Linked DNA regions of Mus musculus: region 1 is linked to region 2. Evidence: chromatin loops called from intact Hi-C (ENCODE). Cell type or tissue: gastrocnemius. All regions are shown on one strand. Links, peaks and the distances in the headings refer to the core of each region. The heading gives the core; the rest is flanking DNA.

The links. A loop is a pair of places that touch in the nucleus more often than their neighbours do. Peaks named below come from ENCODE experiments on the same cell type or tissue, not always from the same donor. Only the 100,000 strongest peaks of a DNase experiment are listed, where the experiment ranks them.
Region 1: a loop joins it to region 2, with 2.4 times the contacts of the local background. A loop is called at or near these places in 1 of 42 quality-filtered maps.

What each region holds. Positions count from the first base shown.
Region 1 is chr11:54,409,282-54,412,201 of GRCm38, reverse strand. Meikin (meiotic kinetochore factor) reads right to left here. Exons shown (of 14, transcript NM_029105.2): 11 at 2,472-2,552; 12 at 287-406. Among named protein-coding and RNA genes, the nearest start is that of Fnip1, 27 kb to the left of the region's middle. In gastrocnemius, for the core only: a CTCF peak has its summit at 1,382 (motif pointing right); no DNase peak of the experiment used is centred there.
Region 2 is chr11:54,263,129-54,266,021 of GRCm38, reverse strand. Il3 (interleukin 3) reads left to right here. Exons shown (of 5, transcript NM_010556.4): 3 at 68-163; 4 at 299-340; 5 at 463-937. The coding sequence ends at 618. LOC115487722 (a long non-coding RNA gene) reads right to left here and starts at 2,408. Exons shown (of 3, transcript XR_003949552.1): 1 at 2,352-2,408. In gastrocnemius, for the core only: a CTCF peak has its summit at 1,269; a DNase peak (open chromatin) is centred at 1,255.

The DNA of each region.
Region 1 (2,920 bases), core at 128-2,627, 150 kb before region 2:
TAGGCAGCAGCTTCCTGGCATTCAGTTTGGCCATCACTTTTTGTATGACACCATAGATATAGGTTACAAATGGAAAATTAGACAATTTAAACCAGGACAAATTTCAAGTGTTGTGCTTCAAATGATTCTATGTGCAGAGTAAGAAGGCAGTTTATGCAAGTGGAGGGGGGAGTGCAGGTCACAGATCTAGCATCAGGTTCTTCTCAACACACAGGAAAGATGTTAGTCTCAGGGCACAGTGTAATAACTATTTTTTTCAGCAATTGAAAAAAAATGAAAATGTTACCTCATTTGATGAACTTTCTTGCAAACTTGACACAGGAACAACTTCACTTGAGTTAACATAATTGCTGACATTTGGAAATAGTTCTTCAAAAGACACATTTTGCACTGGAGACAAATCAATCTATACAATAATACAACTCCTTTTAAAGTTTCAAAAACAACTAGCTTTAGGCAATTAACATTGAAAGTACTATCTCATTGAAGCATTTTCTTGTATATTTGATGCACAAATAATTTCATTTGAATAAACATAATTGATTACATTTAGAAATAATTCTTCAAATCATATTTAACTGTGGATAAATCAGTATATAAATTATTTTCTCACTAAAACCAAACAAAACACAAAAATCACAAATACTGGCAATGATGTACAGGGACTGGAAACTGGCACATTGCTAGTAAGGCTATAAAGTGATGCAAGCCCTATGGAAAAGACTTTCTAGAAAACTTAAAAGAGCTCCTACCACATGACCTAGAAATTCTACCCCTGGGTGTATTCTCCGAGGGGCTGAAAATAGGGAACTTATACTTGTACACATGCATAATTTTACCTCCAGTGTTCATAACAACCAAAGGACAAATAACCCAAATGTCCACTGACTGACAGATACATAAATAAAATGTGATTTTATAACAGATGCCTTTATCTGTAAACTGTAAGTAATTTCATGTGTGTGTGTGATGTGCAGTGTGTGTGTGTGTGTGTGTGTGTGTGTGTATGTGATGTGGTATGTGTGGTGTATGGTGTGTGTGGTGTGGTATGTGTGTGTATGGTGTGTTGTGTGGTATGGTGTATGTGTGTGTAGTATGGTGTGTGCATATATGGTGTGGTCTGTTGTGGTGTGTGTGTGTGTAGAGTGTGTGTGTTGGTGTGCACAACTGTACTGATGTGAAAATCAGAGAACATATTTCAGGAGTTGGATTTTACCTTTCACAGTGTGAGTCCTGTGGATAGAACTCAGGTTATTGGAAGTGCCCTTACCCACTGAGCCACCTCACATTATCTGTTTTTTAAAACTAGTTTATTTTATGTGTATGGGTGTTAATATGTCTGCATAGCATGTGTATGCAGTACCTGTTTAGGCCAGAAGAGGGTGTTGGATTCCCTGGAAACTGGAGTTACAGAGGGTTATGTTGGGAATCAAACCCCAATCCTGTGAAAGAATAGCTAGTGATCTTAGCTACTGAACTGTGTCTTCAGTCCCTGGAAGTAATTTCTGACACATGCTATCACATACATAAACTTGAAGACATAATATTTGTGAATTACATTAGTCATAAAAGGAGGACTACTGCTGGGTTTGGTGGAATACACTCATAATCCCAGCTACTCGAGAGGTGGAGGCAGGAGGGTCAGACCCTGCCTCAGAAACCAAACAAAGGAGTAAGAAGTGTGTGGTTTTAACTATATGGGGCACTTAATGTAGTTCACTTCACACATAGAAAGTAGAGAGGTAACTGTCAGGGCCTGGGGGATGCCAGTAACTACAGGGAGCTACTATTTAATAGTATGAAATTTCAGTTTTACAAGATAAAAAGAATTTTAGAGCCAGACAGAGATGATGGTTGCACAGAAATGTTCAGTGCACAGATAAACATGGTTAAAATTCCAATTTTTATGTTGCATATATAGAAAGGCTGGTCATGGCAATATATGGCTTTGATCCCAACCTTCCAAAGACAGAGTTGGACTGATCTCCATGCATTCAAGGGCAGCCTGGTTTACACAGAAAGTTTGAGGTCAGTCTGGGCAGGAGGGGCAAAAAAGGGAGTCGGGGAGGGGAAGAAAAATTTGTGACCTGGCAAGTTTGGGGCTAGAGAGATGGCTCAGCCACTAAGAATGTGTACTGCTCCTGCAAAGGACCTGAGTTTAGTTCTCAGCAACCTCATCATGAAGTTCACAACCACTTGTAACTCTACCTGCAGAGAATCTGATACCCTCTGTGGCTTCTGTGGGCACTCACACTCGGGTGCACACACTCACACAGAGACACATACATGTAATTAAACAAAGCTCCCAAATAAACCACATATAGAGTATTTCCAATGAAAGTATGTTTATATAGCAGAAAAGCACAGGCATTATTCTTTATGGGCAAATGCCCATGATACAACATAAAAAGATGAATGGGAAGAAGAGATGTCAGGAAATAGATCCCATAAGGGCCAAAGGTTATACTTACCACAAACTCAGCTATGTCTGAAGATGGGGTACTTGTTAGCAGGGCTTTGCTTTGTTTATCAGGAAGAATACAACCTTTTTTCTATAAATACGTACATAATAGGAAATTATCAGAAATAAAATATTTTTAAAATAGTAATTCAAAGTTAGTACACTAGAACACATACAATAATAATACAATCCTTATTCTGTGAATTAAATTTTAAACCATCTGATAGGAAACTGAAGAATTTTCTGAACTGAGTTAGATCAAACAACTCTGAGTAGAATTGTGTATGATAACTGAACTACCAAACAAAGAGCATACATCGGCTGGACCTAGGTCCCCCACATATATGTGGCAAATATGCAGCTTAGTCTTCAATGCAGGTCCCCCATCAACTAGAGTGAGGGCTGCCCCTGATTCTGTTGCCTTCCTGCCTGTAAATCCTGTACACCTAACTGGACTGC
Region 2 (2,893 bases), core at 1-2,500:
ATTTCCAGTTCTCACCTCCCAGCTCTCACATCCCTGGGCCTTACATAAAGATTTCTTGCCCTCTTAGAATAAGAGCTTTCGGAGAGTAAACCTGTCCAAATTCGTGGAAAGCCAAGGAGAAGTGGATCCTGAGGACAGATACGTTATCAAGTCCAATCTTCAGGTGTGTGGAGCTGCAGAGGGTTGGGGGTGGGGGGTGGGGCTCCGTGCCTTTACCTTTCCCAGCATTTTTGGAGAGGAAAGTAGGGCCTTCTCCACTTTAGGAGGGATCTGACTATGCCTTGGTGTCTCTCCACAGAAACTTAACTGTTGCCTGCCTACATCTGCGAATGACTCTGCGGTAAGCTGCCCTTCCCCCACGTGTTTAGCAGGCTGTGCCCTTGCCCATGACCAGACTTATAGTTTGCTGTGGCCCGCAGCAACATGTTCACATCTAATGCCTTCTTTTCTGGTTCCTCACAGCTGCCAGGGGTCTTCATTCGAGATCTGGATGACTTTCGGAAGAAACTGAGATTCTACATGGTCCACCTTAACGATCTGGAGACAGTGCTAACCTCTAGACCACCTCAGCCCGCATCTGGCTCCGTCTCTCCTAACCGTGGAACCGTGGAATGTTAAAACAGCAGGCAGAGCACCTAAAGTCTGAATGTTCCTCATGGCCCATGGTCAAAAGGATTTTACATTCCTTTATGCCATCAAATGTCTTATCAATTTATCTACTTTCTGAAATTTACAACTCTCCTTTGGCTTTACCTAATTATGTTCCTATTTTATTCCATTAAGGCTATTTATTTATGTATTTATGTATTTATTTATTTATTGCCTTCTGTGATGTGAGTATATCTGTTTTAGCTGAGGAGGAGTTTCTCCAAAGAAAATTCCAAGGAAGACTGGGGCCATGTTCATTTGTCCCTTGTGGAAATAAATAACTTTGAACAAATGGGTTTGGTTTCGTCCAGTTTCTTGAGGAGTTTGGATTGATCTCTGTAACAGTCCTAGAGGATACTTGTCCGGACATCACATGCGGCTACACAGCATGCAACATGTATCAGATCTTGGTCTGGACATTTAACCTTTACTATTTAATCTACTCTTCACTCCAAACCAGAATGTGTGATCTCTGTTTTATGGGACTACAGAAGTCCAGTTTGGCAAAGTTAGACCAAGTAAATGCAGCTTCTAACTAGTGCCCCCCTCTAGGACTTCATTCAGGCTTGGCGCCTGAGAACATGCTGAAATCCATTAGAATGCCTCCCCTAGTGGTCATACTTAGAACTGCAGCAGTGTCCCTAACACTTCCTGTAGTGGAAATCTATCCACTACCACCATCATCTGAGCTCCCAACTAACTGGCAGGACTCTCTGAGGGTGCAGGTTACTCAGACAAAGAAATCTCACTTTTTCCAGAAGTTTCCATGTCTGCCTAGGCTTCTGGCTTCTCTTGGTTGATTTATTCTCCCTACCTCGTGCCTGACTCCAGACTGACCTTGGGATTCATGACTTATTGAGCCGGATTGAGCTTTAAAAAGGCGTCTTTGAGCCTTAACCTTAAATCGTTAGAGGACTTACCTATGGGCTTGCCTGTATCCTAAGGCTGTCATATGGGACGCGCCCTCACCTTTTGCTTGTGTTTCCTCACGGTTATCAACGCTGTGGGAGCTCCAGCAAACAAAAGTGCTGTGGCTTTCCAGACCTTCCCCCTCCCTTTCTTTCTACCTAAACTTTCAGCCACCTTCAGCTCAGTCCCACTGTAGGGTTCCTACTGTCTGGTTCTGGATTGTCCAAGATGACCCATGACAGGGCTTTCCTCTAAAAGGGAAGGATAGGGAGGGGACCACAAGAAGGACAACCATATGGTGTCTTGGTTGCAGAAAACAGCCTGAATGGTGGGGTCTGGGATACCACCAATGTGGGAATTCAGTCTACCATCAGACTCTGGTACTGTGTGCCTCCCAGCCCGGCTCCCTGAACCCTGCCCGGTGGTGCCTGGTGAATCCTCTAGCCTTGGAGCCAGCTGGGACAAGGGGCCAAATGAGCCTTCTTTTTCTGTCACCACACTAGGGAATAGTATCCTCCCTGATTCCTCAAGAGCCCCATAAGGCAGCTTTGGGTACTGACATCAGATCCTGGGGCTCATTTCCCTTTATTTTTCTTTTCTATCTTTATCTCTTTAGGCTCCCAGTGAGGAACAGCCCAGTTGTTGAAGATGTAGGAGGAAGTGGGCAGTTTATCTGCCACTAGCTCAGAAATGCATTCTTCTATGTACCTCTCCCAAATAGACTTTTAAATTCCCAAAGAAATAAACCTCTCCTCTCCCTGCCCCCACTCCTCTTCTTCCCCAGCCTCACTCACCTGAATGCTTGGGATGCTCACAGGGCTGAGAAGTCAGAGGTTTGTTTCTGCAGTTCGTGAAATGACCACTAGAGGAAGAAAATGCCCCTAGTCTTAGGGTTCACTTAGGTGCTGTGGGGGAAGATGGGTCTAATATGTTCAGTTAACTTGGATTCTAGACTAGATTCCCCAATTCTCCTGGGTATCCACTTCACCCACTTGCCTTCACTCATGAACTTTTGTGCCTGGTCCTATTCCATCCTAGCTGAAACAGCATCTGTGCTTTATTTCATGCCCCATGCAGAGTCATAGCTCATCCTCAGCCTCGCCTCCCTCTAGGGTCCTGCTACCTGCTGCCCCGTCCAGCCGTGCTTCCCCAGTAACGAGTCCACATAGTAACAAGACCCAGTGTCAGTGGTGAGCTGAGACCACCATACTGACTCATGGAACCAATTGTTCAATGTTTAAAAAGAAATTCCAGAACATTCTGGGCAAGGTGGTAGATTAGAAGCTGAAGTTCGTGCATAGATGAAAACTAGGTTAAAAGCACAATAGCTCTATTC